Linked DNA regions of Mus musculus: region 1 is linked to region 2. A link is a loop called in an ENCODE intact Hi-C map of the cell type or tissue named here. Cell type or tissue: left cerebral cortex. All regions are shown on one strand. Each heading gives the region's core, and the rest is flanking DNA. Links, peaks and the distances in the headings are about the cores only.

Region 1 (11,567 bases), core at 1,079-9,078, 120 kb before region 2:
AGCACCCCACACCATCTTACTTCACCGCTTAACTTTATAAAATGAATATTATCATCTCTACCCCACGTTACAGGAGAAGTTGAGGCTTAGAGAACTTCACTTCACTGAAGGCCACACAGCCACTAGGTAACAGAACTGGGATTCAAAACCAGCTCCAGCCCCCAGATAATCTCCTGCCTCTTCCACATGCCCCGGGCTTAACATCATAAGCTGGCATCCAGTGCTTGCTAAACAAAATAACCAAAATCAAACCAGTGACTTCCGGGTCCTGAAGGAGTTATAGTCAGTGAGTCAAGGAAATCTCAGGAATATGATGGGCTGGCAGGAAATGGGAGCTGGGGCATAGGTATACAAGGAGCAGGGTACAATCCACACATGGGAGCGCACACACACACACACACACACAATTAAACATACTAGAAACTGGGAGGATTCACACCCTGGAGCCCAGCAAGAGTAGAAGCAGAGAATGATACAGGAGAGTGAGAAGCCACCAGCCGTCCAGCGCAACACCGGCTACGTAAGTATAAAGGCATGTTCGAAGCATCCATCTGCCACCCAAAGGGAGACCATTAGCAGTGACAGCACGGAACATCAGTGCCCAGGAAGGGAGGGGAGTGGAGTCAGGGGATAAAAGAGAATAATGGAGAAATATACCACTGGGAAGGAGGTTCACTGGGGTTGAAGGCATATCTCAGGAAATGAGGGTGAGAAGTGACTGGGCTCCCACCAAAACAAAAACAAAAAAGCCCTCAGGCCTTGGCTGGTAGACATTGGCAGCTGTAAGCCTGGCCTATGAGACGCAGAGGCTGGAGGTTTGGGGGTTCAAGGTCGTCCTCAGCTACGTAATAAGTGTGAGGCTGGGCTACACAAGATCTTGCTGTTTTGTAAAATACCACCATCTCCCAAGGACAATTGGGGAGAAGGGAGGGGCAAGGCCACGCCTCTGTCATCACCACTAGAAGTGAATCTCCAACCCCACTCCCACCCTCTCCCTGGCCACTATTTAGTCTTCCTGGACCCCTCTACAGATGTTAGCCAAGGATAGAGACAAAGCCCAGGCAGGCATCCTGGCCGGATGGACACTGTGGTGGCTATTTCTGGTTGTCAATGTGACTGCATCTGGAAATGAAACCCAAATGGCCGGCCATACCTGTGAGGGATTTTCTTTCTCAAGTAAATCATTTGAAGTGGGAAAAGCCACCTTCAATCCAGACCACACCTTCTGCTGGCAGCCGATATAAAGACACAGAAGAAGGGTGTTTGGTCTCTGTCTGCTCGCCCTCACGGACAAGCACGGTTCACATTGGCATTAGAGCCTACTTCTTTGGGATTCTGGAATCCAGAGCTCACTGAAGACCAGCTGAGACATTCACAGAATGAATCAATGCTGAATTCTTGGACTTTTCATTGGTAGACAGTCATTCAGCCATTGTTTGATTAGCTGAACCACAGCCTGTCAGCCATTCTAACAAATCCTCCCACCATGTATGTGTGTGTATTCTATCAGTTCTGTTCCTCTAGAGAACTCTAACACACACACACACACACACACACACACACACACACACACACACACACATACACACACCATACAGTTAGGTGGACGGAGACGGCAATGGTCCCTTCAGTCAGGCAAATCTGAGGCAGGACCTGCTGGTCTGTCTCTGTCTCCTGGCTAGCCCCCGGTCTTACTTTTGGCCTTAGTTGCTAGTTCTCTTGAGAATTGGTCTAGCCTACTCTAGGGGCCACAGGCAGACCCAGAGTGGGATGAGGGGTCCCGAGGTCTGTGCCTTGTGTCCTCACCATCAGATTTCTGAGATGACTTAATGAGACACACCAGACCTCACAGGGCATCACCACCTCCAGGAGCCTTCCCACCTCTACTAAGCTCTCTTGCCCTTCATCTGGTGACCAATGAACATGGCCTCTCCCAGCCACTTTATCTTCTGTAGAGAGGGGACTATGCCTTCACCGCATGCAGTGGGCACCTGCAGCCCTCAGACAGTCAGTAAGTCTCTTACTTGGCACATTTTGCTGGTCTTGCTACACCCCACTGGCCCCTACATACAGGGAGGCCCTTCTCCCCCAGAGCTAAAATCCCCAAGATCACAGCCACTGGACATCTACCAAGGACAGCCGTCCCTGGAATGGTCTCCGATCCCCTCCACACAGCTGCAAGATATACCCACATCTGACCCCGCCCCCAGATCCTCTGCCTCTACCTGACCCAGACCCAGCATGGCTCTGCTCACTGTCTCCCAACTTCCGTGTTATTCTTCACTGTCCAACTCTGTAAAAGCAACAGTGACCATCTAAGTGTGGGTCCCGGATCAGCTGCCTCAGTGCCACATGGGAACATGCCAGACACATAAGACTGAGACCCATCCTAGAGTCGTGGATCCCCAAATTGTCTGAGAGTCCCACAGGGAAATGTGACCCAGAGTACCTTGTGTTGGAATTTCCCTGTTCCCCTGTCGACCGGTGGTGGAATGATGTAGTGGCCGGATGGTGGAGGGAATCGGCTCACACCCCTGGATGGACCACTGTGCTCTGCACACCTAAGTAGCAGGATGCCAAGTCTGGGGACAGCTTCCGAAGCCAGTGTGCCCCACTTAGTAGGAGGGCAGCTCACTGAGAGCACAGAACCTCAGACTTCTGGAAAGCCTCACTATGGTTCAGGCAGGCATGGCTTAGAGGTACGATGACTAGCTTGTCAAAGCTGGTCTGCGTGCTGATCTGAGCACAGAAAGCCCCAGGCTAAGCCAGGTTGGTTGAGCCCCCAGGACCTTCACAATCATGGCTGTGTATCTACAGCAGAAGATACTCGAGTCCAGCACTGGGAGGGGGCTAGAAGAAAGAGGTAAGAGAAGGGAGAAAGATGCGGGGATGGGGGGAACAAGGTGAGGGAAATGAGCCTATGAAGAAGAGGAAGGAGAGTTTAAAAGAGAGGGAAAGAAGATGAAAGTGAAGGGCAGATAGGCAGGCAGGCAAGCAGACAGAGGCAGACACTCCAAACCATACCACAGTGATACAGGAAGGACAGACAGCTGGAAGATGAGGGCAGAGATGCTGGTCATGGCCAGAGCTAGCCACACAGGTGCTTCCTGCGGCTGCCCTGAATTGCCTTCTAACTAACTTCAGGGCATCTCTGCTCCAAGCGGCCCCCCAAACACCCGCCACCTGCCATCAGCGGCTGGCACAGAAAAGCCACTTATGTAAGGTGCGTGCTGCTGAAAGTGGCTTCATTCACAAGTCTCTGCCTGTCACTGTGGAGACGCAGCGAAGGGGAAAAAAAGAGGAAAGAATCGGGCAGCTGGAAGCGCCAGGCGGGAGCTGAGGCGGAAGAGAGTTCCTCTTTCCGTCGCTCACTCTTCACAAACATGGCTTGATGCCAGGAGAGGAGCCCTGTCGGTGGTGAATTGTGGGGGGCGGGCACACCCCAGCTTCCTGAGGCCCCATCTCCTGCTCTCTGGCTGGTTCACTAAGGCACAGTCAGCCGCGGCTGCGGCTCCAGTGCAATGAGATTTCAGCCTGCATTATATCATTAACGCTAATGACGGCAGGACAATGGCTTCAAGGAAACTGTGGTGACATTGCAGGCAGTGGCCTGGTGCCATGTTAGAACCCAGAGTCCCCCAAGGTTAGCAGGGATGGAGACAAGAATAAGAAAGCAAATGGTGGGGGACAGGAGGTAGAGCCTGCTCCAGATTCCAGTCCTGCTCAACCTCTTGGGTACAGAGGCCAGACCTCAGGGAGAACATCAAGTCTCATTACACACCAGAAGTGCCAGAAGCTCCATCTACCCAAGTACTCTCTCTGTACTCTTAAAAAAAAAAATGCCTTCAGGGCCCTGTGGTGTGTGAACACACAGGTGCCCACATTTAAGAGTTTGGGGGATCAAGAAACACCTGATAACACTTTACAAGGGGACTTTATGAATCACAGACTGAACCAAGCCCCCATCCAGGCTCCTCAGCCTCCGTGGTGCAGCAACGACGGAAGTTTAGTACCCAGCACCCTTCCCACCCTCCCAGGTCACCCGGCAGGACACAGCCAGCACCCTTGATCTTTCTCAGTCTCTGCTGCCTCCAAAGCCCCTGGTTGATGCAAACTTCTCTTCTGCTGCCAAACCCAAGCCTGCCTCCCAGGTAGGAAGGCATAGGCTTTCTTACTATCATCTAAGTGACTACATCCAGCGGCACTGACTCTCCACCCACCCCAGAAGCATCTGCCCCTTGGTCAATACTTGGGGAGCAAAGGGCTAAAGTTCAGCAGAGAATTCCAGGTATTCATGTACTTGGTGTTTCAAGCGGGCAGGGCAGAGACCCCCTTCTGTGCCCTCACCCAACCCAAACCGTACCTTACTCAAGACCCTAAAGGAAATGGGATTTTGTCCTAGCACTCAGAGACCCGGTGCCGGGTATACCACACGTACACAGTAAACGAATCAGCAGCAGTGAGTTTCTGGCAAGAGAAGAGGGCTCTGCCTGCAGCGGATCTGAGATGAGAACAAAAATCCCTCCAACCCCATCAATGACATCACACTCAACAAACACTAATGGAGTGTTTGTATACTGCATACATACCTCTGACTAGAACATTGACTAAAGGCCACTCTCAGACTCACCCCTCCATTAGTCAATCAGTTAACATTTCACCAATCCGATGATTCATTCATTCATTCATTCATCCATTCAGTTGGTGATAAGAACCTGCTGTGTTCACCCTGACACAACAGGTCAGCCTAGCCCTTAAGGGTCTCACCTTGTAGTATCTTAGGCCTATGAGGAAGGAATACCAGGCCAGGTAAAGTGACTCCTAGCAGGAAGAAAATCAAAAGCCCAGCCCTGAGCTTATAGGATGAGATGACTCAGCAAAATCTCTGGGGTTCACGGAGCCAAGGGAGCCTTAGACCTTGGAGGTAACAGATGTCCTTTAACCCTCCTGGGACCACCCTGAATGATGACCTGGGACTTGCTTGGAATATCTAAAGCCTAGAGGGAGAAGGTCATTGTGTCCACTTTACAGATGGGGAAACTGAGGCCTCAGAACTCCCTGCCCCTAGCAAGCCTGTCTGCTCCCTCCTGGGTCTCATAGCTGGGTTTTGAACTGAGGAGTCCTTCTAGGCTCCCCCTCATCCAGCCCTCTGCCTCAGTGTGAGCAGTGTTGCTGTTACTGATGCCAATATTACACACACCCCACCCCCAAGACAGGGTCGTTTCCCCACTGCTAATTCCTTGTCAGCCTCACAGCTAGGCAGCTGGCATGCATTAACTCTTAACTGTCCTAATACTGTCACCACCGTCATGAGGGGTGTGACAGACGAGGTAAGTAAAGTCCAGGACTGGGCAACCACACACAGAGAAAGTGCTAGAACCTAGATCTAAGCTGACCCGTCTCCAGGGCCCAGGGTCTAGCCTGTGGTCTAAACTAGAATACTGTTTTCACCATCACACACCTAACAGGAGGCACTGAGGCTCAGAGAGGTTCAGGACCTGCCTGAAATCACACAGCTCCAGTGACCATACTGCAGTTCCTAGACTGGAAGGCGGGGCAGGTGACAGGAAGGGAGGACTGTATCTGCAGTGTAGTCCCCTCCTCCTCCTCCTCCTCCTCCTCCTCCTCCTCCTCCTCCTCCTCCTCCTCCTCGTCCCCTGAACACATAAGCCTTTCTCCATCCTGGGTGGCAGCTGAATAATTCAGATGCTTCAGCTCCAACCCACCACTACTGGGTCCCGGGGTTTATTTTTATCCAGGTTCAGCCACAGCTCTCTTAACAGAAATAAACCCTACTACCTCAACTCCAGCTTGTCTGCCTGTAAGACCACCCTGCCCCCAGGCCCCTGCAGGAAAAGGCAGGACCATATGCTGGCTGGGTGTGGGGAGAGGGGGGCGGGGGGGGAGGGGACTGACAGAAAGCCATGGTCTGTAAGTGGTACAGGACAGAAAAGGTGTTAATAAAGACGCTTGTGTCCTATATAAGTCCATGTCCTACAAGCCACACCCCCAGCAGCCACCCACCCCAAACACAAATCAAACACAGTGGTTGAGGTAACAGAGCAGCAGGAGCTACTGGGACCCCCCTCTCTTCCATGCTGATGGGATAGGAGAAGCCCCATTTACAAGGATTAACCTTATCTGTCTCCAGAGTTCAGCTTCCCAGACCAGGACAGGTTTGGAGGGCATCCATCCCTTCTATGCCCCAGGCCAGGGATGAGAAGTGGGGTCTACCAGGATGTAGGGGTAAAAGAATGCCTTGATACCCATGAAGGTGGATTCCAAGAGGGCTACGCCATGACTTGCTGTGTGGCTTTAGACAAGGTGCTTTCCTTCTCTGGGTGTCCCCCGAAAGTGGGATCGGAGGGCAACGACGGTAACTCTCCCTAAAAGTATGGCTGCCCCTTGCCACAGCAGCAGCTGTAAAGAAGACCTGAGGATCTGGAAGGAGCCTTGGTCACCCAGAGCAGCTGACTCATTGCAGAGATGGGGAAACTGAGGCCCAGAAAGGGAAGAGAGCACCAAGACTCAAGGGCCCTGTTCCAAGCCCAAGAGTCTTTCCGGAAGGTTCTCTCACTGGTGCACCCCAATGCACCACTTCAGATGTGACAGAGAGGAGGCAGGCTCCTGGCTCTCGGCCACCCTGAGGGAGACGAGGAGGCAGGGAGATGGATGGCCAGGAAGCCTTCGTGTCTGGACACCCCGGGCCTGGGCTGTATTGTGCTGCAGGGCTGGATACTAGAAATTAACCAGGGAAATGTCCCACGGTATTTGTGACACTGCCTGGGGGCCCCGGGCTCCCTTGATAACCCTCCAAGCCCTGCAGCCTCCCCACAGCCCAGCAATGGGAGGATTCACTCTCGTTGCAACAGTGAACCTCAACCCCCTCCCAACCCCCTGTTCCAATGTCCAGCCACAGTCTACTCCAACCAAAGAACATGAAAGTCCAGTATTCTAAGTATCACCCATGGCCAAGCCTGCAGCATCTCATTTGAGCAAGCCAGATTTCTTCACTTTCTATTCATATGTATGGCTTCCCATGGAGGCGGATTCCTCAAGGTCACCCCAGATTGGCAGCCAGGTTTCAGGGGACCCTTTCCTTGGCGCTAACCACCAGGCTACCTACACTCTCCTCCTGTGTCCTGCCCACATAGGCTTATACCCTGAGCTCCCCGGGCCCCTCATGGCTCTGGGGCTGGGGCTGGGTGACCCTCTTGACACTTCCAGCATGCCAGTCCCTAGGGTTAGCCTTGTCTTATTCCTACCTCCCAAGTTCAACTTCCTGAAGAAATTCCAGTGGATAGAGACGGCTGAAGTGGATCGAAGTGCTAAAAATAAAGACTTTCATTTCCCCAAAAAAGGTAGGAAGTAATTAAAGCAGGAAGCAGAATTGAGTCCTCTCCCATAGATCACAGATTACTGGCAAAAGCATTTTAAAATTAAACATGAGCTTCGGGATTGGGTGGTGAGGGACCTCTGCTTCCCACTCACTAACAGGTTGGTATGGGGTTACCCCCATTGGGATATCAGAGAAAGAAATTGGTATAGGGGTTACAGCTTGTCCTGGAATTGGGGGCCTGGGGTTGGGATGTCATAGCCCCCTTCTCAATGGCAAGGTGAGCTCAGTGACAGAGCCACATACATACCCCCCATCCAGTCTCTTACAGGTGACACCACCTGTAAAATCCCATCTCGGCATCCCCGGCTCGGCAGGCAGCTGACTGCTTGACCATTCATGCCAAGAGAAAAGGTGGCTCTTTCATGGATCCCCGCTCTCCCATTTCAGGACAGCTGAGTTTGCAGAACCCACCACAATTCAATTATTCAGCCAGCCCTGGCGGAGAGCCCGGTCTGAGCCCCATCCTAAGCAAATGCTGGTCCAGGATGCCCAGGCAAGGGTTAACATTCCAGGCTCAGCTGACTCTCCCAACTGGGGCCAAGATGCCCACCCACCAACTCCAAACACTCAGAGGCCCCGTGTGCCATACAGGCCATGAAGGGTTAACTAATTCGAGAGCTGCCAATCACTTTCCTCAGGTTCTGCTGCAAAGAGGACAAGCTGGGCAGAAGCCACTCTCCTGCTCACTCGCCTGAGCAGGCACACACTTGCCTCCTCCCTGGGCACTGTACTAAAACCCCATTTGCCTCCGGAGTGTTGCTGATAAAAGCCTACAGAATACAGGCAAAGAACTATGCTCAGTTCTCAACAGCCCTACCCTCCCTGCTTCCCTCTCCCTAGCTCATGCATGCACATCTCAGTTAGGGTCCTGAGATCTCCTAGTCCGTTTGCGGGACCACCACAAAGAATGTCACTCACCGGGACAGTAGAGGATTGCAGCAGAATACGGGAGCCAAATTCTTGCCAACTCCCTGCTGGGGGGGGGGGGAGGTGTTAAGTCCCAGCGACTTGGCTTGAAAGAACAGCAGATATGCCTGAAAGAAAATTGTGCATTTGACTCTCCCGGTCTTCCCAAAATAAAACCGAGGCACCAACACGAACACATTCCCCTAAATCATGCACACACATACACACACAAAAAGGAAAAAAAAAAAAAGACAAAAAAGAAATACCCCGTCAGAGGCGAAAACTAAGTGCAGCTAGAGTCTGCAGCGGTGGGCAGCGAATCACCCAGACTACTCCACATGGAAGGTTTTGTAAGTCTCTTTCTTTCTCTCCCTTCTTCTCTTTCCTCTCTCCCTCTCTGGGCAGCGTAGGCAACTCTGGGATGCGGGTAAGAGACGAATCAATTGCTTCCCTGGTGCCCGATCCTGCTGTCACCTACTGCAAGAACCCTGTGTGATCCAGAGGGAGGGGCAGCCGCTTCCCGGCGGAGCAGGGGAGCCCAGCTTGCCTCCCACCGCGATGCATTGTGCCGCGTTGCCTGCGGGAGGAGAGGTGGGAGGCCAGGAGGGGAGGCTGGGCGCCCCAGAACGATCCGGATTGGCAGTCAGTACCACGGACAGCACCAGGACGCAAGCGGAGGGGAAGGGCGGCCACTAACCCCAGGCAGAACAGGGGAAGTTATTGGATCCCTGCAGCAGAGGAAGGGAGAGGCCAGAGTAGAGGAACCAGGACGATTTTGTCAGACTGCATATGGGCCACCTCGCTGCATACTTATGCTAATATTGTCAAATGAGCTATAACAATCCCTGATCTTCACAGGTACCTGTGCGTCTCCCTGTGGCTTCCAGGATCATCCACATTGCTGCTGAAGTCTGCAACTCAGGCTCAGAAGACTGCAGGAAAAAAACAAGGCTAAAAAACAAAACAAAACAACAAAAAACAGGAGTGCCTGAAGGGGATGGTGGTTTGTTTAAACAACCACATCTGACAGGTTTCAGGGAGCCTGGGCCAGCCCCATGCACCCCTGGGGATGGCACTTAATGTTTCCACGTCCCATCTGCAAACTGAAGACACGGCCACCACATTTTCCTAATGACAGAAAGAATGAGTCTAAGGTAGCGATAAGAAAGCCCACACTAGGGGCTGCTCTGATTCCATGATCTATAACCCACCCTCTGATTCAAATGTTTTGGCGAAGATAAAGGACTTGACAGCCGACGAGGCTGGTGCAAGCGTGTGGTTTGAGTGGGATGGAGCTGGAAATCTTAGGAGTTCCAGAGCAGACATGATCCTCTGCCAAAGACCCATCTCCCCAAACCAGACTGGCTCTCCGAGGTAAAGTCACTACACACAGGAAATAAATCTCCAGAGAGGGGGGTGATATACAGTGGGAATGTGTTCCCATGGCACCAGCATCCCGGATCCCCAGTGTGTGCTGCTGCTGCCAGCTACAAGAACATGCCCGCGGTGGAGAGAGAGAGAGTGGCAAAGTCAAAAGAAGCCAAGGGCTGTTTAGAACCTCCCAGCCAAGTGAGGGGTGTTCCTCTCTCCACTGGGGACTCATATGTAAAGTTTCCCATTGAGGGCCCAGGGTGAGTCACTACTTTCGCCACTAAAGTCTCCCTTTGAGAGCTAGGATTCAGACTGCCAGGATCTGAGAGACCATTTGGAGCTTGGCTCTACAGATGATCGCTATGGTGGTGTTGACGGTGGTGGTGGTCATCTGGGTGATAATGAAAGCATGAAGATCATGATGATGGTGGCAATGATTATGGTGGGGGTGGTGCTGGTGGTTGCTGGTGGGGGTTGTGGTGATGGTGGTGGTGATGGTGATGGTGGTGGTGGTGATGGTGGTGATGGTGCAGATAATGATCACAATGCTGACTGTGATAGCTGTGGTGATGTCAGCTATTTATTGGGAACCTGCTATGTTCCAGACATCCTTCCAGAAGCTCTGCATGTCTCATCTGAGGGTCTCTGTGCCCCCTCTGTGGTGGCTGCCATTCCCATTCTATAAATAAGGAAGTTAAGACCAAGAAATTCCATTCCTTGCTGGAGGCTACACAGTGAGTGACAGTCATGGGGATCAAACCCAGGGCTGGGATTCCAAAGTGTGCCCACTAGGATGTCTGCCCTGCAGGACCACTCGACAGAATCTTACAGTTTGGGGGCTGAGACCTTACTGCTTTTTTTTTTTTTTTTTTTTTTTTTGGTTTTTTGAGACAGGGTTTCTCTGTTTAGCCTTGGCTGTGCTGGAACTCACTCTGTAGACCAGGCTGGCCTCAAACTCAGAAATCTGCCTGCCTCTGCCTCCCAAGTGCTGGGATTAAAGGCATGCACCACCACTGCACGGCTACTGAGTCTTTTCTTAGCTGAGACAATGGCACACATTCATTCCTGTCACTTCACCAATGGAGAAGAGACCCAGGGGCTTGGAGAGTCTTTCTAGTCAAAGACCTGTGAGCAGATTTGGAGGACAGAGCTGAAGAACGTTCAGATACAGAGCCTGTGTTCTCAAACCTACTCAAGCCCAGCACACACTAAGCCCTCAACAAACATTTGAGCAAACACTCAAGAGACTCTCAGAAGGTCAAAAGTCACACTGTGTGCTGATTAAGGGGCTAGAACCCAAGTGTCTTGTAAGAGTCTCAGCCCCTGGATCCTGAGGAGTTCTCACCCCCAGCGTGGCCTCTCGGCCATGAGAACCATGTATTCTGCAAAGCCCTGGCTCAGATCCAGCTCTTTTGGGGAAGAAACAGAACCACCAAATGCCAAGACACCTACTGTGTGTCCCGTCCAGCCACAGCTACTGTCTTGTGTCTTCATAATGACATGGAGTGGGGTTAAGCCGTCCAGCTTCAGAGGAGAAACCCAGAGGAAGAGGGGAAAGCCCCCAAAGTCGCACAGCCAGGCAGCAGCTAACAGGAGAGGAAATCTGCCTGCAACATCTGTGTCTTTATCATCCTCTTGTCCAATCAGGTCCTCTAAACCTCCCAAGCAAGAGTTAAAAAAAAATACCCTATAGAGCCTGATTTAACTGGATGCTTCTAGCTGCTTTTGCAGGCTGGGCTCCTGCCCAAGTCTCCACTGAAACAGGTTTTTTTTTCACAGAATGTATAAAGTAATATGGCTAAACCTCAGCTCAGCACCCTCCTGGGTGTCTGCCCTCTAGGAACATCCTCTTCTCAGGGGGACTCACCCACCTAGCCAGCTCCCTGCTCAG
Region 2 (11,567 bases), core at 1,616-9,615:
GGTGGCTGGGTGGCTGGTAGCAGCTCTGGATATAATCAGAAGTAGAACCAACAGAATTAACTGATTCCACCTGGGACTGAGTTCAAATCCTAGCACATTCCCGATCTTGGGCACATCACAGACCCTCCTTGAGACGATGTTTCCCTTGGGGCTACTGTGTGTCTTTCTTCAGCCTCCTCCATCCAGCTCCTGTGACTTCACAGAGCTAAGGAGAATGGGGTCTGATAAGAGATAGACTCTGAGGAGTTGATGGGACCAGGATAGTGGAAGCAAGGTGGGTCACAGTCCAGGACCATCCTTGATCCATCGTTGGCCTTCCTTTGGATGCCCAGCCTCAGTCCTTCTCTTCACTTCTGTTTCCTCACACACACACACACACACACACACACACACACACACACACACACACACACACACAAACACACCACTAGCTACAGCCTCTTGTCTACTGAAAAGGCTCAGACTGCCCCAGGGCCTTTGCACATGCCAATCATGTAGGATACAAAGATGGATAGATAGATAGATAGATAGATAGATAGATAGATAGATAGATAGATAGATATAAATAATAGATATATAAATAAGATAGGTAATTATGTCCTACCTTTCTTAATGGCTTCTAGCTGAAGTCCAAAAAGCTCTTGCGGCTTAGTCGTGGCTGCCAGGGCAGGACACAGGAGACTGAGGTGGACACATTGCTTCCTGTCAATCCCATCCACAGTTCCTCTCTGCTACCCCAAGTGGTAACACCAAGGCAAACACCAGTCAGACCCACCAAGTCACATTAAAACAGCAGACACTGTGGGCCAGGCTACTGCCAGGGACCATATTGGTGCCCATGGCCCCTGCAACTGCAGAGGGCTGTGTTGAGTGATGCCTGCGCTCTAGACTGCTATCAGAGACCAGGCTGAGGTCTGTGGCATGTGCTGACACTGGAGACTATGTGAGTGCTCACGGACCACGCCGTCATCCATGCCTCCTGCTGACTGTAAAGACGAGGAAGCTCCTTCTGCAGTGGCTGACTGGGTGCAGACTCAGTTGAGAAACAGGGACACAGAAGGCTTCTGCGACAACCCACCCCATGCTCAGAAAGAAAGTAACAGCCTAGAGAGCCATGGACGAGATCTCTTAAACACTGTGATATGGATGCTGAAGTGAAGCTCTCAGTAATCGGTGGCTTCAGGCAGGGGTGCAGGTGGGGAAGGACTCTGTTTTCTTTAAGGGGTTGGCCACCAGGAGTCTGACCAGGCTCCAGTGAGTATATGGACAAGAGAAACTGGATTTCTTTTTCTTCCTCTTTTTCCTCCTCTTCCTCTTTTTTTTTTTTTGGTTGGGGGGGGGGAGTTAAAGGGTGGGGGTGGGTGCAGGAGGACTGGAAAGTGTGATCAGGGTCCATAATGTGAAATTCCCAAATCAAAAAAAAAATTTATGTTGGAATTAAAAAAAAAAAAAAAAAGCAGACACGTACAGGCTGAGAGAGGCTCAGTCGAGAGAACTTACCAAGCAAGCATGAGCACCTGAGGTCAGCTTCCACCTTGAGTGCTGGAATAGCACACATGTTCCACTGTGCCCAGTCAAAAAGCCAATGGTTTCCCTGGTTTGCTACATATTATTAACTTTGCCTCTGTGCATGTATGCATGCATACATGTGTGTGTGCACATTCATGCCTGATCGTGTGTGTGTGTGTGTGTGTGTGTGTGTGTGTGTGTGTGTGTGTGTGTGTAAGTCAGAGGACAACTTACAGGACAATTCTATCCCTTCACCATGTGGGGCTCAAACTCAGGTCATCTGGTTTGGCAGCAAGTGACTTTACCTGCTGATCCATCTCACCGGGCCAGAGAATCATTTCCAAAACAAAGTTTTTGTTAGGAATGCTGGGTGGGAGCCTCCATTTGGTTCTGTCTTTCGCAAATGTTTTCTGTCCCATCCTCTTAGCTCACACTGGATGGAAAAATGGATGATTAATAATCTTGAGAGAGAGCCGTTGGCACCATTCACACGCCAGCTGCTATTATGCAAAATCGTTATTCAGATTATGCAAACAGTGTCCTCTCAGAGGGGCAAACTTGCTCCAAAGGGGGTGGAGGAGACCATAGGAGGAAGAGGTCTCAAAACACAGGCAGAGGCTCCTAAAGCCTTGGAGCAAGCAGGGATGCCACTCCCTACCTGAAGTTGCTTCAGCATCTTCCGGTCACTTGGACCTTGCCCAGCCCAGTCCTGGGAAAGCAGAAACAGGCAAGCCCATTGGGCAAGCTCTGGGCCCATGAGAGACCCTGTCTGAAAAACCAAGCTCCTGACACCCAACACACACACACACACACACACACACACACACACTTTAAAAACTGCCAGGCTCAAGGAGGGGGAATGAAACCAGTTGATAGAGCTGCCTCTGGCAGAAAGTGAGCCACTTAGCTCTCCTCTCAGGGTCTGGGTTCCTTGTCTCTAGAAAGAATTAGGGTTGGGCATGGTGGTATAAGCCTGTCATCCCAGCACTGAAGAGGCTGAGGCAGGAGAATGGCAAGTTTAAGAGTGGCCTGAGCTATCTAATGAGAGCTTACCAAGAAAGGAGGAGGAGGAAGAGGAGGAAAGGAAGGAAGGAAGGAAGGAAGGAAGGAAGGAAGGAAGGAAGGAAGGAAGGAAGGAAGGGGTGTAAGAATCCAAAATCGCCAAAGGAAGACCCCAGACTCAGTATGCAGACAAAGAGATGCAGAAACATCCAACATGCAGGGGTCAACCATTCTCCAAATGAGGAGTGCAGGCCTTCTTATGGGGAACCAGGGGGACTCTGCAGAAGGATTAGGTAATCTAAAATTTCACTGGTGGGTGCTAAGGGGGGTCACAGGTGGTCAGTGGTCGCATTCCTAGGTCATGAACGTTTAACCAGAGGATGACATGGCCCGTTCTGAGATATTTCCCCATTTTGTGGTTATGCCCAGGCTGTTCTAAGAGAGGGGGTTTTATGACCTTGTTTCTGGTTTTTATGGTCTGTTCCTGGAGCTGGTGTCTCAGAGCCTTCTTTTCAAAGTCAGGGCTGGTCCTTAAATGGAGACAAATGGGGTTCATGTTGTCCTTTCAGGGGGAGGAAGAAGAGGAAGCAGATGCAGAGGATGGGGAAAGGGGAGCTTTCAGTTAGAAAGGGAAAAGGAGGGGCAGAGGAGGAGGGGAGGGAAAGGGAGGAGCAGGGGAGGGAAAAGGAGGAGGAGAGGAGGGGAGGGGAGGGGAGGAGCAGGGGAGGGAAAGGGAGGAGCAGAGGAAGAAAGGGGAGGGGAGGAGCAGGGGAGGGAAAGGGAGGAGGAGAGGAGGAGGGGAGGGGAGGAGCAGGGAAGGGAAAAGGAGGAGGAGAGGAGGGGAGGGGAGGGGAGGAGCAGGGGAGGGAAAGGGAGGAGCAGAGGAAGAAAGGGGAGGGGAGGAGCAGGGGAGGGAAAGGGAGGAGGAGAGGAGGAGGGGAGGGGAGGAGCAGGGGAGGGAAAAGGAGGAGCAGAGGAGGGAAAGGGGAGGGGAGGAGCAGGGGAGGGAAAGGGGAGGGGAGGAGCAGGGGAGGGAAAGGGAGGAGGAGAGGATGGAAGGGGAGGGGAGAAGGGGGAAGAGGGGAGGGGAGGAGGGGAAGAGATCCATTCTATTAGAGCAATTTCATGCCTGATACTATAGCAGATTTTAAAAGTTATGGGTTTGGGCGTTCCACCGGCATCTATGTATGCATACTGTGCAGACACAATGTCAAAGAAGGCCAGAAAAGGGGGGCATTGCACTCCCTGGACCTGAAGTTACAGACATGCTGGGAGCCAAATCCTGGTCCCCCAGAAGAGCAGCAAATGTTCTTAATTGCTGAGCCATCTCTCCAGACCCCATACCTGAACTGTAAACCAGGTCAACAGCCCATGACTTGGGGTAGGGGACATCACCAGGACATCCCATGTCCCTGAACATCGTGTCACCAAATGCAGGGCACATTCTACCCTTCAGGGGACAAACATAAACACGTAATCAAGGATCTTTGTTGCAACTTCTACCCCATGCTCTCCCAATGTGCAGGCAGCAGAAGCTAGAGGTAGGGGTGCTGCCACGCCCCAGCACAGGAAAGAAGGCACCTAAGGTGCCATGTGGGACCTGCTTCAGTATGCCGACAGCAACAGCGGAAGCTCTGTGAATGAAGACAGACGCGACTTTCTTCTGAGCCTAGAAATCTGTCAAGGCTCAGACATTCGCAGCTCCCGAGAAGACTAATTCCAGCATCTTCCTCTTTCCGTTGCCATCTCTTCCAATGGTTACAGGGATCTGGCAAGTGCTTTGGGGTTCCACACGCTGGTGTGGTGTCTAAGAATATCTAAAGCTGCTTCCCAGGCATCTGCGAGGTTGCCTGCCTTGGTTGGTTTATTTGGTTTTATTTCAATACTGTCTTTGGATCCCTGTCTGCTCTGTGAGCCCGGATACCGAGTAGGCTTCAGATCTGATCGCCAACGAGATGGCTCCAAAGCCAAAGGAGCTTGTCACCAAGCCTGCTGAACTGAGTTTGGTCCCCAAGATTCATGTGGCAGGAGAGGACTGAGTCCCACCAACTGTCCTCTGACCTCCACATGCATGTGATAGCACATATGTGTTCCCCACCCCCACCCACATATACACAAATAAATAATGTAAAACATAAAATAAGGCTCAGAGTTTGAGAACATTGGCAACAATGGGATGTGATTCCCAGAACTACACGGTGGCCCTCAACCACCTGTAACTCTGGCTTCAAGGGATCCTGGAGCCCTCTTCTGGCCTCCACAGGTACTGCAGCCATGCGGCAGACATAAATGAAATTTTAAAATGATTTTTTTCATTTTGTTTTTCAAGACAGGATTTCTCCATGTAGCCCTGGCAGTCCTAGAACTAGCTCTGTAGACCAGGCTGGCTTCAAACTCACAGAGATCTCCCCACCTCTGCCTCCTTAGTGTTGGGATTAAAGGTGCGAGCCGCCACCACCACCTGCAATAAATTTTTTAAAAATAAAATAAGCTGGGCCCCATGACACTCAGGAGGCAGAGACAGGCAGAGTTGGAGACCAGCCTGGTCTACATAGTGAGGGCTTGTCTCAAAACATTAATTAATTTTAACTGTGTAAAATAAGAATTCAGACCCTCACCTCCAGACGAACTGGCATAGGATTGGCCATGATTTTCAAGAACATTTACCTCCACAGGCAAATCTGCTTGTACATTTGTTCTCAAAGTACCAGAGGACAAATGGGTGTCCTAGCAGCTTCAAAAAGCTGCACACTTAGAGCTGTTGCTCCATGGCAGATTGCTTGTGCCACTTGTCCAAGGCCCCGGGTTCCACCCTCGGAGCTACAAAAGGAAGTTTGGAGTCAGGAGTGGTATTACGTGCCGGTAATGGTAATTCCACCACTTGGGGAATAAAGACAGAAGGATCAGGAGTTTAGATTCACCCTCAAGTTGTTTAGTGAATTTGAAACCAGCCTAGGTTATATGAGAACCTGGTCCCAAAGTTAGGGGAAGAAAAGGAAAAGAAAGGGGAAAGGGGAACGGGGAACGGGGAAAGGGGAACGGGGAACGGGGAAAGGGGAACGGGGAACGGGGAAAGGGGAAAGGGGAACGGGGAACGGGGAAAGGGGAAAGGGGAAAGGGGAACGGGGAAAGGGGAAAGGGGAAAGGGGAAAGGGGAAAGGGGAAAGGGGAAAGGGAAAAGGGAAAAAAAGGGAAAAGGGAAAAAAAGGGAAAAGGGAAAAGGGAAAAGGGAAAAGGGAAAAGGGAAAAGGGAAAGGAGGCAAGGAAAAGAAGAGGAGGGAGGGCAGATAGAACTGATCAAGGGCAGAAGTGGGTCCTGAGACCGAATTGGCCACAGTCCAGAAGAGAGTGACCATTCTTTAGCTGGGAGGGTCCAGTGAGCCTCCCCCAAGACCATCATCCTCTGCCTGGCTCTGCTCTGGGAAGCTGAACTCTGTGGGTCACAGGAGAAGGTCCCTCTGAGCACATGCCTGTACCCCTGCCTCTTAGCCCTCTTGACATAGCAGTGGATTAGGACAACGCAGCTAGAGTTGGAAAGGGAGGAAGGGACCGCCAGGAACTTCTTCCTCTCTTCCGCACCACCTCTTTTAAGCCCAAAGTCTCTGCTGAGGGCATTTTCCCTGGCCCAGGAACCTCCCACTTCAACCAAGTGACAGAATCTATATTCACATCTTCATAGCTGCACGGTGCCTCTCAAAGGCAGGAACACTAACCTGTCTCGGGACTGAATCTTTGCTAAATTGAAGAGGATTTGAACCCCAAATTATTTTCAGTATAATTATCATAATTTCAGTATAAAGCTGCTGTTTCTGCTATTGTGGTGGCAGTCATCTTTAATCCCAGCACTGGGGAGGCAGAGGCAGGTGGATCTCTGAGTCCAAGGCCAGCCTGGTCTACAAAGTGAGTTCCAGGACAGCCAGGGCCACATTCTGAGATTGTTTGAAAGCAAAATAGAACATGTTCTACCCAGGGAGAGGAAACATTAGAGCATTTGTCCCTGAACTGCAAACAGGCTTTGAAGTATAGGGTTACTTCCTTGTAACTATATTTTTTTTTGGAAGAATTATTTTATATACTTGAGTACATTGTAGTTGTCTTTAGACACACCAGAAGAGGGCATCAGACCCCATTACAGATGGTTGTGAGCCACCATGTAGTTGCTGAGAATTGAACTCAGGACCTCTTAATCACTGACCCATCTCTCCAGCCCCCCTTGTAACTTTCGATTTGCCTGAGGAAGACCTTGAACTCCCATCCTGCCTCCACCTCCCAGGATTACAACCTTTGGTTTGCTGGTTTTCTTAGATTTAAAAGACATGACATTCTTTTACATATTCCTGGGGTCAGAGTGACATTTCAGTCTGGTAGACACTGTGGTCAGACTGAGACAAACGGCGTTGCCATCATAGGAAACATTATCATCATTTCTTCACATCAGGGAGTGCGCAAATCCTTGCAATTAGCTATTCTGAAATACACCATTAATTGCTGTCAGCCACAATCATCCTCCCGTGCTACAGAACATTAGGTTCCACAGCCCCCATCACACTGCACCCTGAGCTCATTCATCATTTCCCCCCGTCCTCCGCAGTATGCATACTTCTGATCAGAATGGTACTCGGGATATTAAATATTTAGCTGGGCCTCACGTGACATGGAAAAAAAAAGCTGTGGTAACTGTGATTTGACAAAATTGGGAGGAGAGAACCTCGACTAAGGAATTGCCTCTGTCATTCTGGACTGTGGGCAGACTGAACTATAGTTGGGCCCAGTCTACTGTGGGTGGTGCCATCCCTAGGCTAGGGATGCAAAGGTGGGGGGTGGGCCAAGCCAGAGAGCGAACAGAGAGCAAGGCAGCAGTAAATGGTATTCCTACGGTGTCTATTTCAAGCTCCTGGAATTCCTGCCTTGGTTTTCCCTTGATGATAGATACTGTCTGCCAAATAAATCCTTTCCTTTCCAAGCTGTCTTTAGTCAAGGTGTGTATCACAGCAAATGCAGTTTCTGGAATCTGGACTAGGTAGGGGAGGGGCATCTGCAGTGTAAGCTCCAGGACCAAGGACACCAAGCAGAAGTGAGATGGGACCACACAGCAGGCACTTGGGCCAGGAACTTCTCTGTGGAATGGCAACCTAGTTTAATCCATGGCCTCCTCGCTGTAGAATTTGGCCCTTCAAGCAAAACAGCCGCCATCTTCATTGGATCAGCCTGCTTACAAGTCCCTCACATGTGGATTCTGTATGGATTGTTGAACCTCCCTCAGAGGCAAAGCGTGAGAAGCGCCCTCAGTCTCCCTAGCCTTCCACTGGCAGCTCTTAACTTGAGATGGCCTCAAGGTCTCAGCAGCTGCTAGGGTACAAAAGGCTGAGGAAGGTAACTGATTGGGGCTCCATCTATGCAGTTATCCAGAGCCATCACCCATGCTGGGTGTGGACTCCAGGACCACCCACATTGCCAGTCACCCCTCAGCCACACTCTGTAAGGTGCCCAGTACTTCACTGGCCGCCCAGAGTGAACTCTGATGAACTTGTACTCTGGTTTGCCATTGGGACTGAATGAGACAAGGACAAGTACTGAGCGTGTCTCCACCGGGGAAGCACTGCTCTCACCTGCTCATCTTGGAGGGGCATAACACCAGTAGGCTCTTTCACAGCGGCTCTAAAAGGATGTCACACTGCCCACCATGTACAGCCCAGGATCTCAGGAGAATGTGAACTAAGGCAAAGGGGCCAGGAGTCGCCCGTTCTGAGGTCTCCCGGCTGCTCTTCCTCACCCCATCAGGTCTCAGCCCCCTCAGGCACCTTCAGTAGTAACATCCCATTAACTCCCTCTGACGTGTGGCCCGGGAGGAGTGGGCATGCTTCTCCTGGCTAACTGGTACCATGTCAGGTGGTTTTGGTTATTGCTCACCTGTCTGGCATGGTTCACAGCCTTGCATTTAAAAGGCAATCTGTATTTTCTGGAGAGTCACATGCCTGGGTAGATTGCATCATTTTCATGATGCACCTGGGCTAGACCCTAAGGCCCATGACATGTTATAGTGTAAGTACCCCCAATGCCTTCCCCTCCAACAGAGAACAAACAAGTACCTACTTGGGTGGTCATGAAGTGATTTCTTCCTGTCCAGAACACGCTGAGGTCGGAGGGTGGGGGCCTAGAGCGGGCGGGCACGGCTCAGCAGCAGGAAGCCTCTCTGTACTGCTGGGCGGGCTCAGTGATGAAGACAGAACCCTTGCTTTGAACATGACTCGTCCTGGGAACACCAAGGTTCCCAAGAGCAGTGCTGTCCCTCGGCATAAACACCTTAACACTGCTCAGCCAACCCTGTGTCCTGGTCACTCCCACAGTTTGGGTCTTTATTCCCTCCCAAGTCCTTCTGGGCAGAGCTCCTGCCTGTCCTTAGAGGCCACTCGCTGCAGTTCTGTGGCTCCCACACAGAACCTGGGATGACGGGCCAACTGAGCCACCGTCCCACTTCTTCCCACCACTCCTTCCCCACACACGACAACAGACCAAATGACAAATACTGTAATACAAGAAAATGATTTTATTCTAATTTTTAGTTCCAGACAGCTCACAAATCCACTGCCTCTGACAATACCCAGAGTATATGCAGATACACTCATGGCACAGCTGGGGAAACTTGAGGTTTCTCTACACAAACTATTCTGTTAATGTCGCTTAAAAATCCAGACTACATGATATGCGTGGGCAAAAAGTCAGCTGAGTGCGTCTCTTGACACTAAAGTGTATTAAACAGCAAACAGCCAACCCTTACATGATTCACACCAAAATGATGACACCCAAAAACACGTTCCTTTTAAAGGACAGGTCTATCAGTAAAATATTATATTTCTTTAATACTCTGCCTGATGGATGCTTCATACGCTGTGGGAAAGCTAAGTGTGAGTCTGGCCATCGGCTTCTTGGATGGGCCTTTCCCACCAGCTTTTATTAATCAGAGTCACAATTAGGTCATAAATAAACAGGTATATTATTAATCCCATGATTGAGGTTTAGGAAGAGGAGTTGTGAAAACTACTTGGATGCACAGCCAGGTTCTACAGCACCAACAGGAACTGCTCTCTGCTTCCTGTGCCCTCAACACCCCACAAGAGCAACAGCTGCTAGTGACTGGGGATGCAGTGAGCTCTACTCGGGAGCTTCCTTCCAAGAAAGGGAAAGGGTTCAACAAAGCAGTGGGCTAGCACAGACCCTGAGACAGGCGTCTGAAACTAGGACAATGTAGAACGAGCCCACACTTCTGCCTGTGCTTCCTTCCCGAGCGCATCTGCCCCAGTCCTGTCCCAGAAACAAGGCTTATATTCTTGGACTCCCACCAAAACCCCTAGAAACAACACTGAGCACCTCTGAGCTGCTGACAGCACCACTTCCTAACCCCAGTCTTCCATTAGAAAGGCACCAGCTGCAATGGCAGAGGCAACCTGGGGCCTCAGGAAGGCTGCACACCCATGTGACAAGCATTACGACTCTCAAGTATAGCTTTCTAGAAACCAATACCATGTGCTAGACAATGCCCCACCCCACCCCCTCCCCAAATAGAAAAATCCTATACTTCTGATTTAAAGGCTCAGCAGTGAGGGGAGACTCGGGTCACATGCAGCCTGCTCGATGCTGGCCCTGTGCCTCTGACCTGCTCATGAGCCACCTGTGCAACTTCCACTCTCGCTGTCTCAAATCCACACCTCCCATACCTCATCTTCCCAGACACCGCACCGCACAGCACACAGCTGAGACCCTGCAACCACCTTCCATAACACTGACAGATCTGGGACACCTAGGGATTCCTGTTGCCCTATTGGAATGACAGCTGGCTGGCTTCTGGGGGGAATCCAAAGGAAAACACTTGCTGTACCGAACACAGGGGGCCAAGGGCAGGTCTCTGTTCCAGGATCTCAAGCTGCAAGTAGAAATGTTAGCTTGAGAGATCAGCAGCTCAGCTAACCTCTGTGTGCTGGTGAGAAACTTTGCCCTCCAAGTCCAGAGTCTAGACATTACCACCAACCCAACACAGTTCATTGTGACAATGTGCTATAGAGAGTAGGATCTGGGATCCTGGCTGTGAATGCTGAACTGATCTCATTACAAACTCTCGGAGAAGACAGCAGTCTCCACATTCCCACCAGGCCATGCTGTGCTCTGAAGCAATCGAATTCAGTTGGAGAAGGGGCCAGGATCGATGCACATGCTCTAAGAAAATGGTGGCCCCTGTGCTCCCCAACTACCTCAGGCTGCCAGGGAGCAGGAGGCCCCAGACAGGGCAGCTGCAGGGCAGGTCCAATTCTTCCTTTCAGGAATGGAAGCAAGAAGAATCAAGTGGAGACTGTGCGGTTGCTTGGTCACGAGCATCACATCTGGAAGCTCTCGCTGAAACGTGCTCTCAAGGATCAACACTGGGCAGAGGGACATCTCTGGAGAAGGCACTTACGGCAGAACATTAGCAAATCCTGCTGTTTGGTTAGGGCAGACACGGCTGACTGGAACTGATAGGAGGCCTAGCCAGGACTGCCGCTCTTCATACTCAGCCAAGGCCCGGGAAGCATCGCCTTCCCACCCCAGCGGTGCTTCAGGGATGGGCTCCCACGTACACACCACCAACCCGACCACACCAGGTCCTCAGGTGGGCGCTGCAGCACACGTGCGGGGCTCGGAAGCTTCTAGAAGACCTGCTGTACATTTCCCATCCGACACACAGTTTACACCAGATACTATAAGCAGCCTGGGCTCTTGCTAACTACAGCCACTTGCTTCTATGCCACGGGCTGGGGCTGTCTGACTGGTGGCCCCAGAGCATAGGACTTCACACCTTGGGCTGAGCCTGATTCTCTCACAGCAGCCACGGAAGAAGTCATCATGGTCACTCCAGGCCTGCGCCTGAAGAAGACCTGGCCACTTCTGGCTTTCACCCTGGGGGACACATAAGGGTCCAGCCACCCTGCTCGTAAGGCTACTCAGACACCCAGGAGAAGAGACAGGGAAACACCTCCCTGAAGCAGACACCCAGGGTTCTGACCATGTTGCCAACCTCCCAAGTG

What was found. Peaks named below come from ENCODE experiments on the same cell type or tissue, not always from the same donor. Only the 100,000 strongest peaks of a DNase experiment are listed, where the experiment ranks them.
Region 1: it touches region 2 in a loop (4-fold over the local background); 6 of 42 quality-filtered maps call a loop at or near these places.

What each region holds. Positions count from the first base shown.
Region 1 is chr5:121,000,667-121,012,233 of GRCm38, forward strand. Rph3a (rabphilin 3A) reads right to left here and starts at 8,872. Exons shown (of 22, transcript NM_011286.3): 1 at 8,572-8,872; 2 at 8,318-8,433. In left cerebral cortex, for the core only: no CTCF peak of the experiment used is centred there; DNase peaks (open chromatin) are centred at 3,275, 5,723, 6,018, 6,600 and 3 more places; H3K4me3 peaks cover 5,755 bases; H3K27ac peaks cover 5,876 bases.
Region 2 is chr5:121,121,498-121,133,064 of GRCm38, forward strand. Ptpn11 (protein tyrosine phosphatase, non-receptor type 11) reads right to left here. Exons shown (of 16, transcript NM_001109992.1): 16 at 9,036-11,567. Among named protein-coding and RNA genes, the nearest start is that of Ptpn11, 64 kb to the right of the region's middle. In left cerebral cortex, for the core only: a CTCF peak has its summit at 4,769 (motif pointing left); DNase peaks (open chromatin) are centred at 2,065, 4,274 and 4,755; H3K27ac peaks cover 911 bases.